2 separate regions of the Homo sapiens genome follow, and region 1 is linked to region 2. Evidence: chromatin loops called from intact Hi-C (ENCODE). Cell type or tissue: Calu3. All regions are shown on one strand. Each heading gives the region's core, and the rest is flanking DNA. Links, peaks and the distances in the headings are about the cores only. Region 1 has its middle 23 kb from the start of CD24. Region 2 overlaps CRYBG1 (crystallin beta-gamma domain containing 1).

Evidence for each region. A loop is a pair of places that touch in the nucleus more often than their neighbours do. Peaks named below come from ENCODE experiments on the same cell type or tissue, not always from the same donor. Only the 100,000 strongest peaks of a DNase experiment are listed, where the experiment ranks them.
Region 1: a loop joins it to region 2, with 5 times the contacts of the local background. A loop is called at or near these places in 5 of 110 quality-filtered maps.

What each region holds. Positions count from the first base shown.
Region 1 is chr6:106,993,279-107,001,611 of GRCh38, forward strand. No RefSeq gene overlaps it. Among named protein-coding and RNA genes, the nearest start is that of CD24, 23 kb to the left of the region's middle. In Calu3, for the core only: CTCF peaks have their summits at 4,533 (motif pointing left) and 4,735; a DNase peak (open chromatin) is centred at 4,533.
Region 2 is chr6:106,570,431-106,578,747 of GRCh38, forward strand. CRYBG1 (crystallin beta-gamma domain containing 1) reads left to right here. Exons shown (of 22, transcript NM_001371242.2): 22 at 1-1,587. RTN4IP1 (reticulon 4 interacting protein 1) reads right to left here. Exons shown (of 9, transcript NM_032730.5): 9 at 341-1,673. The coding sequence ends at 1,566. Among named protein-coding and RNA genes, the nearest start is that of RTN4IP1, 55 kb to the right of the region's middle. RefSeq lists an enhancer at 4,875-5,395. In Calu3, for the core only: no CTCF peak of the experiment used is centred there; a DNase peak (open chromatin) is centred at 4,491.

The sequences.
Region 1 (8,333 bases), core at 126-8,125, 420 kb after region 2:
CAAGCAATCCTCCCATCTCAGCCTCCCAAGTAGCTAGGACCCAGGCATGTGCCACCATGCCTGGCTAGTTTTTTTGTTTTTCTGAAGAGATAGGGTCTCCTATGTTGGCCAGGTTGGTCTTGAACTCCTGGACTCAAGTAATCCTCCCATCTCAGCTTCCCTAAGTGCTAGGATTATAGGCATGAGCCAGCTCACCCAGCCTTATTTGAATACTTTCACAGTTGTTTCCTAACATGTCTCTCAACCTCTCATTCCTCCTTTTAAAAACACATGTTCTGGCCAGGCATGGTGGCTCATGCCTGTAGTCCCAGCTACTTGGGAGACTGAGGTGCGAGGACTGTTTGAGCTCAGGAGATCAAGGCTGCAGTGAGCTCTGATTGTGCCACTGCACTCCATCCTGGGTGACAGAAAAACCTGTCTCAAAACAACAACAATAAAACAAAACAAAACAAACGTAAAAACCATATATTCTGAATGAACAAGACTACCTTGTTTTTTTTTGTTTTTTTTGTGAGACGGAGTCTTGTTCTGTTGCCCAGGCTGGAGTGCAGTGGCACGATCTCGGCTCACTGCAAGCTCCGCCTCCCAGGTTCACGCCATTCTCCTGCCTCTCAGCCTCCGGAGTAGCTGGGACTACAGGCACCCACGACCACGCCTGGCTAATTTTTGTTTGTAGTTTTAGTAGAGACGGGATTTTTTACCATGTTAGCCAGGATGGTCTCGATCTCCTGACCTCGTGATCCGCCCGCCTCGGCCCCCCAAAGTGCTGGGATTACAGGCGTGAGCCACCGGGCCCGGCAGTCTTTCTCTCTTTTTTTTTTAAAGTGATATTTATTCATTCATCCACTCCAAAATACTCAGTGGCTCTCCATTGTCTTTGTGGTAGTTCTTAATCCTAGATACATTTCAGAATCACTCATGGCACTCGTTTTAAACAGACTGCCAGACCAAACCTCAAATCCACTGGCAAAGACTGCTAATTGCCCCTTGTCCTCCAATATTTGCTTGTCCTTTCTTCCATAATGATAAAACTCCCAATCTTTAAGGGAAGAAACTGCCATCCTGAAAGGACTATATTTCCCAGCATCCTTTGTAGCAAGGTATAGATATGTATCTAAGGCCTGGCCAACTGGGGATAAACAGAAATGGTCTTTGCAAATTTTTAGGAAAGCCTTTTTTCTCCCCTTTTCTTTTTCCTACTGGCTAAAATGCAGATGTGATGACTGGAACTGCACTAGCAATTTTGGACCATAAGGTGTTAATCATGACAGAATAAAAAGGTAGGATCTTTGATGATTGTGGAGCTGCCATATTCGCTTTGGCCTGCCAACATTTACATAAGGAGGAAATAGACTTCTTTCTTGTTTAAGCCACTTTTACTTTGGGATTTCTGTCATGAACAGCCAAACTTAATCCTAACTTGCCTAATTCTCTTTTTTTAATCCATTACAAAGACCTATTGATTCTACCTTAACTATCCTTCCCCTTCCATCCATGCTGCCACTGCCTTGGTTCAGTTCTTCAACATTTCTTGCAAAGGTTATTAGTTAATCTCCTGTTTTTTCAGCCTTCAGTGATGCCCTTTTTCAATGCTTCCCAGGTAAGTAGTTCTAAAATGCAAATCTGATCATTTCATTGATCTGTTTAAAATCCTTCAGGGTAGGCCGGGCACGGTGGCTCATGCCTGTAATCCCAGCACTTTGGGAGGCCAAGGGGCAGATCACGAGGTCAGGAGATCGAGACCATCCTGGCTAACACGGTGAAACCCCGTCTCTACTAAAAATCCAAAACAATTAGCCGAGCATGGTGGCGGGCGCCTGTAGTCCCAGCTACTCAGGAGGCTGAGGCAGGAGAATGGTGTGAACCCGGGAGGCGGAGCTTGCATTGAGCCAAGATCGCGCCACTGCACTCCAGCCTGGGCAACAGAGCAAGACTCCATCTCAAAAAAAAAAAAAAAAAAATCCTTCAGGGTATATGGTGGGGATGTCTTGCCAGATAACAATAATTCAAGCATACCCTGAGAATGACCCCAGGTTCTCTTTCTTTGTTTTTTTGAGACAAAGTCTCACTCTGTCACCCAGGCTGGAGTGTAATAGTGCGATCTCAGCTCACTGCAACCTCCACCTCCCAGGCTCAAGTGATTCTCCTGCCTCAGCCTCCCGTGTAGCCAGTACTACAGGTGCACAGCACCGCATTGGGCTAATTTTTGTATTTTTGGTAGAGATTGGGTTTCACCATGTTGCCCAGGCTAGTCTCGAATGAGACCAGAGCTCAGGTGATCTGCCTGCCTCAGCTTCCAAAAGTGCTGGGATTACAGGTGTGAGCCACTGTACCAGGCCGTTTGTTTGTTTGTTTGTTTGTTTGTTTGTTTGAGACAGGGGTCTCACTGTGTTGCCCAGGCTGGTCTTGAACTGCTGGGCTCAAATGATCTTCCTGCCTCAGCCTCCCAAAGTGCTAAGATTACAGGCATGAGCTGCCATACATGGCTGACCCTATGTTCTTTGGTGAATGTTTGTTCACTGTTCTGAGCTATGGACTCTGGGAGAGGCCAACCTGGATGTTTACGCTGTACTTATGAAGGTGTGAAGGCTCAGAGCAGGGACACAGATGGGGGCATGAAGAACACCTGGACCCTGGCCTCGTTCCTTGGAACACAAGTCATACAAGAAGCCAGTGGCCTAGGCTGGGCACAGTGGCTTACGGCTGTAATCCCAGCACTTTGGGAGGCCAAGGCAGGCAGATCACTTGAGGTCAGGAGTTCGAGACCAGCCTTGCCAACATGGTGAAACCCCATCTCTACTAAAAAACATACAAAAATTAGCCGGGCATGGTGGCACGTGCCCACCATGCTACTCGGGAGGCTGAGGCATGAGAATCGCTTGAACCCAGGAGGCAGAGGTTACAGTGAGCCAAGATGGCACCACTGTGCTCCAGCCTGTGAGACAGAGTAAGACTCCTTCTCAAAAAAAGAAAAAAAAATAAATCAATGGCCTTTGTTTTAAGCTAGGTGGAGGTTGCTAAGTAGAGGTTGCTGTGTGGGAGTTCCTACTAACCTGCATGCTTTCCACAAAAGGCAGTGGAACTCCTGTCCAGCCTTCCACTCTTGGACACTCCATACATAAGTCCCCTGAATAAACTCTGTCTTTTTTTTTTTTTTTTTTTTTGAGATGGAGTTTCACTATTGTTGCCCAGGCTGCAGTGCAATGGCACAATCTTGGCTCACTGCAACCTCTGCCTCCTGGGTTCAAGTGATTCTCCTACCTCAGCCCCCTGAGTAGCTGGGATTACAGGCGTGCGCCACCATGCCCAGCTCATATTGTATTTTTAGTAGAGACCAGGTTTCTCCATGTTGATCAGGCTGGTCTCAAACTCCCGATCTCAGGTGATCTGCCCCTCTCAGCCTCCCAAAGTGCTGGGATTACAGGTGTGAGCCACCATGCCCGCCCTAAACTCTATGTCTTACCCACTGTCTTCAGGTCTTTTCTTCGGTCTCTCGGTGACTGTGCCTTCCCAGTTTGCCTGTTTGGGGGCCCAGCACAACACAAGGAAGAACGCAAGCCAAGGTCTTTCTTTGCTTGGATGATTTCTATGCATTTCTCAGGACCCAGATTAGTGTCATCTCCTTGGAAAGCCATCCCTTACCCTTCAGCCTTGGTTAGGGCCTTTCTGAAGTGTCCACCCCTGCATCCCCCAAGTCCCCAAGCTTTCCTCTGTCATTGTACGTGTAACAGGGATTGCAGCTTTTTCCTCACCAGCTGAGCTCCTTAAAGAAAGGAACCACATCATGTTCATCTTCCTTTCCCCAGTACCTAGTAAAGTGCCTAGTACATAATAAGTCCTCAGCAAATGAATTTCTACACAGGAACCACCAGAATCCAAGCACAATGAGAGGAAGGCCACCTTTTACTCTAACTCCGCCTACTCACTTTATCTTGAATTTATTAACATCCTAGGCTAAGAGCCATTTTATATCTCAACAGAAACAGCAATCTTAGAAAATATCTTCAAGTAACTCTTAAATTAGGATACTATTAAGCCTCCTGGCTAATCTTAGAGCCCTTCGATGGTAGTTTTTTGATTTATATAACCAGTTTCTAAAACACATCTTCACTCACTAATAAACCGACACGTATGTGGGTCATTCTTCTGAAATTTGTGTTTTATTCTAACTGTATATGAAGACTTTGATTTGGTTGTACATGAGAATTTAATCTTTCCACTATGGTGGTAATTTTTTATTTGTCTTAGAGCCTCAGATGTGGCCACCCTGGGTACAACAGGGCATATCATTTCTGTCTCATCTGTAACCTACAGGATCAAGCAGACCTGAGCTCAGATTTCAGCTCACCCACTTCCACCACAGACTTGCCTTTCTGAGCCTCCTGTAAAATGAAAATGATCATATTTATGCTGGAGAGTGTAACAGGATGTGAACATGGAAGTCCTTTCTGTCTCCATTTCAACCGAAGCTCAAAGGCCTTCAACAAAACAAGTTCTCAGGTTCCAAAGTGAGGTGCCAAGCGCCCCCTGCAGGAACTGCAGAGCAAAGGCGCTTTCTCCTCACCCCAGTCCAGTGAGAGGTGCTCTTAGGGGAATAACGGGAGAGACAAACACTTATCTCTTAGAGTTTAGTGGAAGAAGAAAAAAGAATGAGAAATTTAAAGGTCAAGGCTGTGCCAGAGCAGGAAAGGGGCTGCATCATGGGCAGCCTGCCCATCCTCCAACGTCAGCCAGAGACACTCAGCTCTACGTTCCAGACGTGGGCTCCCAGGAGAGCTCTCTGGGGTGCATTTTGAAAGGCCCCCAACCTGAGGTGACATTCTGCCATGGGCAAGCCAGCCTCAGCAGGGGCTGGAGGCGTTCCACAGAGCAGAAAGGGGGACGCGGTCGTGTGTGGGGGGCGTCAAAAGCAAGGCAGCAGCATTGCCCCAGTCAGGCCTGTTGCCACACTGGGGGCAGAGGGAAAGCTTTCTCTCTGCCCACTGAAGGTTTGCAGAGCATAAACTGATGAAATGCAGATACACAGGAGAAAAAGGCATACGAAATTTACTTAATGTGCATAGAAGAAAATCACAAGACTATGATTACCCAGTAACCCGATGAGGCCCGGCTGCTTATATTCTTCTCCATGGGGAAAGGGAGACAGGGGTTGTAGGAGTAAATGATTTCCAAAGGAAATGAATGAGCCAAAGAACGATGGCTGGGGACAAAGTTCCTTTGAGCACTGGGGAAGGCGGCAGGAAGGTGAGGGGTGGACTATTACTGTGAACAAGTGTTCTTTTTTTTTTTTTTTTTTTTTGAGACAGAGTCTCACTCTGTCACCCAGGCTGGAGTGCAGTGGCATGATCTTGGCTCACTGCAACCTCCACCTCCCGGGTTCAAGCAATTCTCCTGCCTCAGCCTCCCCAGTAGCTAGGACTACAGGTGCGCACCACAACGCCCGGCTAATGTTTGTATTTTTAGTAGAGACGGGGTTTCACCATGTTGGTCAGGCTGGTCTCAAACTCCTGACCTCAGGTGATCCACCTGCCTCAGTCTCCCAAAGTGCTGGGATTACACACACACATGAGCCACCGCCCAGACCATCAATGTTGTCTTATTATGCAGATAAAGTCTCCCAGGCAATCTCTCAGGGCTGCTGTCAGAAGAATAGTTAAAAGCTCCACCTGGTTCGGTGGCTCACCCCTGCAATCCCAGCACTTTCAGAGGCCGAGGCGGACAGATCACCTGAGGTCAGGAGTTTGAGACCAGCCTGGCCAACATGGGGAAACCCTGTCTCTACTAAATACAAACATTAGCCAGTGTGGATGCAAGTGCCTGTAATCCCAGCTACTGGGGAGGCTGAGGCAGGATAATCACTTGAACCTGGGAATTGGAGGTTGCAGTGAGCCAAGATCAAGCCACTGCACTCCAACCTGGGTGACAGAGGGAGACTCCGTCTCAAAAAAAAAAAAAAAAGAAGAAGAATAGTTGAAGGCTGCGTACAGTGGCTCACACCTTTAACCCAGCACTTTGGGAGGCTGAGGTAGGAGGGCCCTTTCAGCCCAGTAGTTTGAGACCAGCCGGGGCAACATGACAAAACCCTGTGTCTACACACACACACACACACACACACACACACATACACACAAACACAAAAGCCAGGCACACAGCTGTAGTCCCAGCTACTCTGGAGGCTGAAGTGGTGGAGGCTGAGTTAGGAGGATTGCTTGACCCTGGAAGGTAGAGGCTGCAGTGAGCTGTAATCTCGCTACTGTACTCCACACTGGTTGACAGAGTGAGCTGCTGTCTCAAAAAAAATTTTTTTTGGCCGGGAGCGGTGGCTCACGCCTGTAATCCCAGCACTTTGAGAGGCCAAGGCGGGTGGATCACAAGGTCAGGAGCTCGAGACCAGCCTGGCCAAGATGGTGAAACCCCATCTCTACTAAAAATACAAAAATGAGCCGGGCACAGTGGCAGGTGCCTGTAATCCCAGCTACTTGGGAGGCTGAGGCAGGAGAATAGCTTGAACCCAGGAGGCAGAAGTTGCAGTGAACCAAGATCGCACACTCTAGCCTGGGCAACAGAGCAAGACTCTGTCTCAAAAAAAAAGGTTTTTTTTACTAATAATTTAAAATTTACATAATAAAATAAAAATAGATGGAAAGTCTATCTGGGTATGGTGATGACTCCCAGTCTCTTCTATTCTCGGGTAGTTGATCATTCCTGGCTATCTGATGAGGTTCCTAGAGAGAGGGGTCTTAAAATAATTGCATTTATTTTGGAAAGAAGCTTTGTTAGTCAGATAAGGAAATTCCAGAGAGAGTTCCTGGGAAAGAAAGAGAAACAAAGAGACAGAAAAGCTGGGAAAAGTCAAGAGAGGGAACTTGGTTCTGAGGCTTATCTCTGAGGCCTTTCAATTTCAAGAAGTAAACTCCATGAGTTTGAAAGAGTTGGCTTAATCTTCTCAGTGTACACAATCAAATATGTACATAATTATATACGTACATAATCGTATAAATTCAGTGTATATAATTGTATAAATTTATGAAAGTTGTTATCCCCTACTGTTTCCCAGAAAACCCTTGACTCGGAGATGGGAAGAACTTGCATTCATTGTGCACCCCTTAGACAACTGTCTGTTCCATCACACACCAAGGCCTTCATGGACATCTCTGGCCCTGCTGAAATGGAATAAAGAAACTCCCGGCCAGGCGCGGTGGCTCACACCTGTAATCCCAGCACTTTGGGAGGGTGAGGCGGGCAGATTACGATGTCAAGAAATTGAGACCATTCTAGCCAACATGGTGAAACCCCGTCTCTACTAAAAATACAAAAATTAACCGGGCGTGGTGGTGGACATCTGTAGTCCGAGCTACTCGGGAAACTGAGGCAGGAGAATTGCTTGCACTAGGAGGTGGAGGTTTCAGTGAGCCGAGATCGCGCCACTGTACTCCACCCTGGGTGACAGAGCAAGACTCTCTCAAAAAAAAAAAAAAAAAAAAAAAAGTAAGCATTTGGTCTAAATTATGCAAGTCAGATATTAAGTTTACTAAATGCTTTAAGGTCATAAAGTGCTTCTTTGTCTTTTGAAAATTGTTCAATTTACCTACTTTGGAGCATTAGATTCTAAATAAAGACTAGGATATGTGGAATTAGCCATGCCCCCTAGCTATGCAAAGAAGGTTATAAAGAAAAGATTTTAAGGCTGGGTGTGGTGGCTCACACTCATAATCCCAGCATTTTGGGAGGCCGAGGAGGGTGGATTACTTGAGGTCAGGAGTTTTAGACTAGCCTGGCCAACATGGCAAAACCCCATCTCTACTGAAAATACAAAAATGAGCCGGGAGTGGTGTCAGGCACCTGTAATCTCAGCTACTCAGGAGGCTGAGGCAGGAGAACCATTTCAACCCGGGAGGTGGAGGTTGTAGTGAGCCAAGATCGGGCCACTGCACTCCAGCCTGGGCGATAGGGCAAGACTCTGTCTCAAAAAAAAAAGAAAGAAAAGAAAAGAAATAAAAGAAGAAATTTTGTATAAGAAAGGATGTTGTATGGTGAATACTTGTCCTAAAGTAAAATGACTGATTGCTTTAAAAAAGGGAATTTATGCAAGAAATATATAAGTTAAAGGTTTCTGGGTCTCCTAAATGCTTCATAAAATGCCATTAGGACTCTTAACTGTACAACTTTCCTGCTTTACAGCTAGATAAGGCCTGGGACACATGAAGTTAGACAACGAAAAGAGTCAGACCTTATCTGCACTTCTGTCTACTGTCACAGGCTCCACACCTAGCACATAATTAAAAATCTGAACTCAACCAGGCACAGTGGCTCACGCCTGTAATCCCAGAACT
Region 2 (8,317 bases), core at 318-8,317:
ACTTGCTTCTGGTTAACTATGTTGATGAAATCTGAGAGTCCATTCAGTAGCCCTCATCTCACCCTTCAAAGAGAGTCAGCTAGCAGATTAGAAACAAATGTCTGATTAGGATGAAGCAGGTTTGAGGGGTGCTGGTATAATAGCAAGAAAGATTTGCTGACCACTCTCTTTCCAAACTCCATAGTTTCTGAGTGGAAACGAGGATGAGTGAGGTCCTGGCTCAAGTATTTTACTCCCACTACCACCTGGGAGCCCTCCAGGAAAAGAGCTGAGGCTGCTCCAGATGGAAGTCAAGAGCAGCTGGTATTTACACCTGGAAAATCAGATTTTTTTTTCTTTTGCAATAACTCGGTAGTAAGACCAGACCAACAATTTTAGAGAAAAGCCTACATCTAACATACATGCTACCAAACGAGTGTCTAACAGGAATAAACCAAGCAGAAATCTCAAAACAGGTCTACATCAAAAGTTACAAGCAAGCATATCAGGTGCAATACTGAGGATGAGTATATTAGGAAGTAAAAACACTTACCGTAAATGAATATTCGAAGTGCACACTGCAATGGGTTGATTGGAGAGATATCTAAATGTAAACATTTGACATCAAAGTGGCAAGCTTTGGGCTCCATTGGAAGGCTGCAATTTCCATGGAAAAGCCCTCAGAGAAGCATGTTTCAATTGCCGAAACAGGCCTAATCCTTATGCAAGATGTAAGGGTTTTAAAAAGTTAGAAACTCTGCTCTCACCTTTCAATATTAAGAGCATAAACAAATGAATCACCAGGCAGATTTTTATATATGACACTAAGAGATTTAGAACTTTAAGAGCTGTGGTGACCACATTATGGTGGAGGAACAAAAAAGGAAACCTTGGCAGTTAGAAAGCTGCTCAGTGATGAATTCAAGAAGGAACCAGCTTTAAATTATCTCTTCATGCCAACATCCATCTATACACTGAAAGTTTTAGTATTGTACATTAAGACGATCAGGCCCAGCAGGGTGGTTCACGCCTGTAATCCCAGAACTTTGGGAGACTGACATGGTGGATCACTTAAGCCCAGGAGTTTGAGACCAGCCTGGGCAACATGGCAAAACTGTCTCTACTAAAAATACAAAAAAACTAGCTGGGTGTGGTGATGCATACCTGTAGTCCTACCTACTTGAGAGGCTGAAGCAGGAGAATCGCTTAAGGTCAAGGCTGCAGTGAGCTGTGATTGTGCCACTGCACTCCAGCCTGGGTGACACAGCGAGACCCTGTCTCTAAAACAAAAAAGACAATAAAGTAGTTTAAGCTAGTAAAACAGAAGGTGCCACAACAACCTGCAAAGCCAGTGTGAAGGAACAGCTTGAAAAAACTTCGAATTTCTACTGACTACAGACAAATCCAAGTGCTGATATTTTTATATCAATTACTGGCCAAAATGGTGTGTTTATTTTTTAAAGCTTGTATCATGGAATGTATAATCTAATCTGGAAAAATGTTTGAAAGGGATGGCTAGAAAAAAATTTGGGCTCACAGGCACTCACCAAATAAGAACGTCAACAATCACTAAACTGCATTTTTATTTAAACAACATTAATTACAGTCTTTCCTCGTGCGTGTCCTCTTTCCACCTTCAGGAAGGCTTCTGGAACTTTAGAAAAAGGAAAGGTTTGTTCAATAACTGGCCGGATCTGTAAAACATAAGAGGTTGACCGGTGGATAAAAAAGCCTACATCTTTCAAGGCAGATGACATTGCTAATTAGTTTCTTGACGGTGTCCCTCAAGCCACAGTCTCTCTCAAGTGTCTCTCCAGTGGACCCAGGTCAGGCTCTCACAAGGGCCATGATGCTGCCTCCACTCCTGCCTCACTGCTGCTTCTCTCTTTATGGCCCCTCCCACCCCACTGCCCAGTCTTACTTCTCCTCCATGCTGGTCTTTCACTCTCCTACTTAGAACCGTTCAACAGCTCCCACTCCGGCATTCGAAGACCAATAGCATCCTGAGCTCAGCCCTCATCCAGATTCCATGCTTTGCAAAAACGCTCTACCTGCCATTTTCTCCACGTGGTATGTTTATGCCTCTGCTGGTACGAGTCAGTAAGCCCAGAAATCCTTCTCTGAAAATTCCACTGCCCTTCCCGCCCAGGTCTCACACTGTGTGTCCTCATGCCCCAGTTTGCAACGTGTTGTCCCTTTCAACTCCCACAGGAACCATGTGGCCTTCCTCACAGACTGTACTTGTTACAGCTGAGTACACATCTCAGCCACTCTGTGCTGTGTGGTAAATACCAAAGAGAACATCCCAAGGTCCTTGCTGTATGTATCCATTTGGCTCCTTACAGAGAGTGCATGGAAATAGTTTTTTTTTTGTTTTTTCTTTGTTTTTAATTTGTTAAGTGTTTGGCATATCTACCCAACCAGAGCATAAAGTACTTGTGGGATAGGGGACTAAGCCATTTTGTTTGCATCCCCCACAACACCAGGCATAATGCTAGACATACAGTAGGAGCTTCATCAATGTCACTTAGGTGAAAGCTAATAAGGTAAGTGGGAAAAACGCACCTCATGTGAGCTTTCTGGGCTTCGAGAATACTTGGCCCAGGCTGGAGCTGCCCTGGCAGGCTTTGCTAAACAACGGTGCAGCCGGTTACAATTTACAAGAAAGTCATTCCAGCCAGCTCATAAATGTTTCAATGCTGCTGGGTCTTTTCACTGTACTATCAGTAATGCCAGCAACCTCCTTCTGAAACTAGGTCCCAGGTAACATCCTCTCCATGCAAAAATCCAACTGAATTCTTCCTTTTCAAAACTTTAAGCAAAAATCAATAGTTATCCACCAGGTATCTCAGTGGCCTGCCTCCCATAGCTCCACTGGCAGGCATAAGTTATCAGAAGGCATAAGCCAACTCATACATTTTACGCTTTCCTTTTACAAGAGGAAGAAGTGTTTTCGTGACATTCAGATGCATCTGATGAAACTTCCTCTTGGATGAATTTCACAGCCAAGCCACCAGAAGAGCATCTTAGACTCCAAAAGTTCCCTTCTCCAAAGAGCTGAAAATACTTTTGTACCCACAAATCACAATAAGCTCATAATAAAAGCAACAGCTGGCACATACTGGCCTCACTATGTGCCAGGCACTGTTTTAGGGGCTCTAGAGATTTCATCTCATTTAATCCCCATAACCATTTTCTGGGGTAAATACTGTTATTCCCATTTTACAGATGAATAAATCAAGGAACAGAGTTAAATAAGTTGCCCTATGTCACACTTCTGATAAATAGCAAGTCAGGATTCAATCTGATGCCATCATCTGCTATCACCATTATGCACTGAGCCTTTCCTATAGCATCTGCTGCTGTCTACACCTACCCCTAAAACCTTAAAGGAAGGGAAAGGTAGCCAAGGACTGTAAGGATTTATCACAGCCTGCATGTTGGCCTGCCTTCCTTGTGCCAGCTGAGGACCTGGTCTCTCGACCCTGTGTCCAGGCCACCAAGATGACAGATGTGTGCTACACGGGTGCCATCCACGCCTATGGAGGACATCACTATTGCTGATCCCCCACAAGCTGAGCATGACCTCAGAATCTTCACCACTGCAGCCACTATTAACTGCTCTGAGCTGGCTTGTGAGACGAAGCCTATTTGTCTTCTATTCTCTCCAAGAATAAGGCAGAGGGCTGTGGTGAGTCCCACTTTAGGGTGGACTGCATTAATGTTGCAGAATGGAATGCATTGATGTTTCTCGGCCCAGTGCAGTGGCTCACATCTGTAATCCCAGCACTTTGGGAAGCCGAGGCAGGCGAATCACCTGAGGTCAGGAGTTTGAGACAGCCTGGCCAACATGGTGAAACCTATCTCCACTAAAAATACAAAAATTAGCTGGGTGTGGTGGTGTGTGTCTGTAATCCCAGCTACTCGGGAGGCTGAGGCATGAGAATTACTTGAACCCGGGAGGTGGAGGTTGCAGTGAACTGAGATCGCGCCACTGCACTCCAGCCTGGGCAACAGAGCGAGACTCTGTCTCCAAAAAAAAAAAAACCAGTTGTTTCCTGTATGTCCCACATGAAACCTGAACCTATCACTCCTCCAAAGCCCCTGGGATGCTGTTTTCAGGATGCTGTTTACCTGGAAAAGGAATCACCTGAATGCATGCCTAAAATGCAGAGTCCAAGGCCTCCTGTTAGAACAACTACATCAGAACCTGTAGGGGGTGGGGCAGAAAAATGCTTCCCCAGTGATCTGTATGCACCCTAAAGTGGGACTCACCCAGCCCTTTGCCTTATTCCTGGAATCCCTAACTTGTACCATGCACATACCCATCCATTCCACAGACTGACAAAGTGCCTGCCTCCTAAGGCACTAAACCAAAACCGGCTGAACTGAATGTTCAATTTAGAGCTCTGACCGGGGACACAGATCCTGAACTGATGACACAGGCAGCTTACAGTTACTGCCCACTTTAATCTGGCTGGTCAGGCCTATTGTGGCAAATAACCCGAGAGGGCTGACCACGGCACAATGAGTCATTCAGCAATTCCCGTAAGTGACAATGGAAAAAAAGGTTTCAAATTGAAGGCAGGCAAATGCCACTGCTGGCTGAATCTGTGACAGCAAACAGAGATTAACTGGATAATGAGACAGTGTCTATGTACAGCCTCACATCAGGCCTAGAATACTTGTTTGTTAAGGACAAAGGGATCAGAGTTAAAATACAGAGGGGGGAAAGAAAGGTTACTCACAGTGAAGTAGGGATGTTTATGTGATGACGCTGCTATAGTCCACCTGGCACAGGGAGCCCTGTTATAAAGCGGGCAGGCTCAACACCATGCTTCCCACTGCGCAGACACACGAGGCTCACAGCCGGCCAGGGACGCTCACAGCAGCAGCCCTCATTCAGTCTTGGATTCATGTGTGGGGTGCTGATTGTGCCTCGCATCCCTGATACAAAGGCTGAACCAAGCCAAGCCCCAAGATTTGGCACCCGCTGCCTGACATCACTTCTGTGAGAACGTAGGGACGACGGGAACCTTAACCTCTCTGGATGTGGCCTTGGAATATTGCTGCTTACAAGACGCTAGGCAAGTCCTCCTTCCTGCTGAGGCAAAAACCCTCTCTAACACTTGAGGCTTCGGAAGACGGTACAGAAAACCTCTCACTACTGCAAGAGCATGAAGCTGCTGGTGGAGAAGGACACTGTCTAGGCAGCCATGGCAGCAGGCAGAGGTTTTCCCTCAATTCCCGTTTTCCCAGTGAGAATCACAAAACAGTAGAGTTAACATATCCGAGTGGGCCTCTTTTGATAGATTAGGAAACTGAAGTGCAAATGATTGAGTGGTAAGTGCAAGGTCAGAGCTGTCAATAGCAGAGCCAAAACAAGGACCCAGGACTCCTAATGTCATTACTGCATGGAATGGATGTAATCTGGGAAGTCACAGTCTATTCCACTTCTTTTCCTAGACCCTTGGCCTCTTCTTCCACCAGGCACAGAGGCTGCAGATCTCAGAGGGTGAGGTGTGTGAGGGGACACTGACAGGTGACAAACACCAAGGAAGACCTAAGGGCTCCTGGTCTGAGTCCAAATCCACACACCTGTGGACAGGCACCAGGACCGCAGTTCCAGCACTACCTCCTGGACAGGTATGCCCCTGACCTCTGTGAAAGGTTCAGTATTTCCTGGGTTGGGGTAAAGGGGAAGAAGGGGACTTAAACTCAGTCTACCTTTAGACAAAAAGAAGACAAAAGGAAGAGGTGAATTTTGCTCTCAGTTGCTGTTTCTCGGAAACTTCCTGCCCCAGATGGCAAACTCAAAACTGGAAGATGGGGTGAGACAGGAGGGGGATGGCAGATGGGGGAACTCTCCAAGGGAGTAAGTGTGCCATTTGGGAAAGCATCAAGGACTTGTCCCTAGGTACCCCTAAAAAATGCACTTCCAACAGCCAGAAGGTGAGAGGAGAAACCCCATATAAATTTCCTCATAGAAACAATTTCAGTAGCATCAGAAAAACCTCAGAAGCATTGAGGCCATGGGATCCATGAGATACTTGCCACATCAGGCAAGGCAGCCCTCTTCCAGTGGTCCTAGGGATTCAGTCCCTAATCACTACATTCTTTCTATGGAGCAAAATCCAGTGGCAATAAAGAACTTAAGGTTTAGAATGTACTTCGTTGCTAAACGAGGGCCCAGCTATTCAAGACGGACCTGGGAAATCACCTACCTCAGAACTCATTACATTTTTCTCGAAAGCTGCAGTGTCCAATATGGTAGCCTCTAGACACGTGACTATTTACGTTAATCAAAAGTAAGTAAATAAAATGAAAAAGTCAGTCTCTCAAGTTGCACTTGCTACATTTCAAGTGCTCAGTGGCTTAGTGGCCACCAAGTGAATACTGCAGACAGAGAACATCTCTATCACTGCACAAAGTTCTAGAGGACAGGCTGCTCAAAAGGTAACTGAGTGTGACCAACACATTTCTCCACCATCTACTGGGTCAAGTAAGTGATAGTGGGCCTTCAGTAAGTGTTCTGAATTGAACTCAAATATGGTGCATAAGAACTATTCTGATGCTGGCTAAAATAAATCAACTGAGAAATCTATATCACTGTTCAACCAAGATGCTTGGCTGGCATCTAAGATTTTGAATATACCTGTGAACATTAAGCTCCTAACATCAGAAGGCTTACTAATTAGATGAAGAATATACATGTATCAATAAACATTCAAAAATATCTTCCTGGCCGTGTGCAGTGGCTCACACCTATAATCTTAGCACTTTGGGAAGCCCAGGCAGGCAGATTGCCTGAGCTCAGGAGTTCAAGACCAGCTTGGGCAACATGGCAAAACCTTGTCTCTACAAAAAATACAAAAAATTTAGCTGGTCAGGGGCATTCCTGTCCAAGAGGTAGTGCTGGGTAGTGCTATATGGGGGGCTGAGGTGGGAGGATCACTTCAGCCCAGGAGGTCAAGGCTGCAGCGAGGTGAGATCACACCACTACACTCCAGCCTGGGTGACAAAGTGAGACCCTGTCTCAAAAAAAAAAAAAAAAAAAAAAAAAGATCTTCCTCCCATACTTGATTTCTAGCCATCTGGTTTCCCACCTCAGGAGCAACCAAGGTTTCTAGTTGCTCTCATAACCTTTTTGAAGTATTTTATGCATTGTGGTAGGCAGAATAATGGCCCCCAAAGATGTTCACATCCTGATTCCCAAAATGTGTGAATATGGCACCTTACATGGCAAAAGGACTTTGCTGGTGTGATTAAGTTAAGGATCCTGAGATGCAGAGATTATCCTGGATTATCCAAGTGGGCCCAGTGTAATCTCAGGGTCCTTATAAGGGGAAGGCAGGAGGGTTAGAGGTCAAAGATTAACAGAAGCAGAGGTTGGAGTGATGTAGCCACAAGTCAAGGGAGGTACAGCCTCTAGAAGCTGGAGAAGGCAAGGAAACAGATCCTCCCGTATAGCCTGCTTCCAGGAGGAATGCAGCCCTGCCCATACATTTGGACTTCTGACCAAAATCTTATTATTATAAGATAATAAATTTGTGCTGTCTTAAGCCACCACATTCATAGTAATTTGTTACTGCAATAGGAAACTAATGCATGCATATATAAGCAAATATGTATAAATATTTTCCTTCAAAACACAGTTACACAGTCCTTCTTAGCAGCAGGTATCATCTGAAGACTGCCTCACCACCACCTCCTCTCAGTCCTGCAAGATACTGAGAAATACAAGATGACAGAGTAAAATACCAAGAACTCAAACTCTAGGTAACAATGTCTGGATGATTATTTAAGCAGAAAACAATGAAGACTGTAGAAGGAACTGTCGTAAGGGTCAAGAGACCTGGGCCCTGCCTATGTGACCTTGAACACATCATTTAATTTCTTAGGGCCTCTGTCCCTTCAAATGTGACATCACAGCAGGATGAGGGATAAAGGGATGAAGACAGTAAACTAGACAAGTGCAAAGCTTTCCTCTTTCCAGTCTGTGAGTATGCTATTCAATGGCATATGCGTGACCTGAATAGAATTTTTGCTATATCTCCTCCCACCAAAAAGTAAGTGTGTTAAATAGTATGAAAACAGGAACTGTTTTTTGTGCTTAGGAGAAAATGCCAATAAACTGTAGGCATGAGGCACGTCAGTACCAACCCAGTACGCTTAAGGGGATAATTATAAATCATTCTTTTTGAGAATGCCCAGAACAGCAGTTTGCAAACTAGTGTCCAAGAGCCCAGGGCTCCTTGGCTGTGTGGAGCAGCTGCGGGGAAAGAACATTTGTCGGGGAGGTCACTCCCTGCCACCATTTCACCAGCAGAGCAGCTCC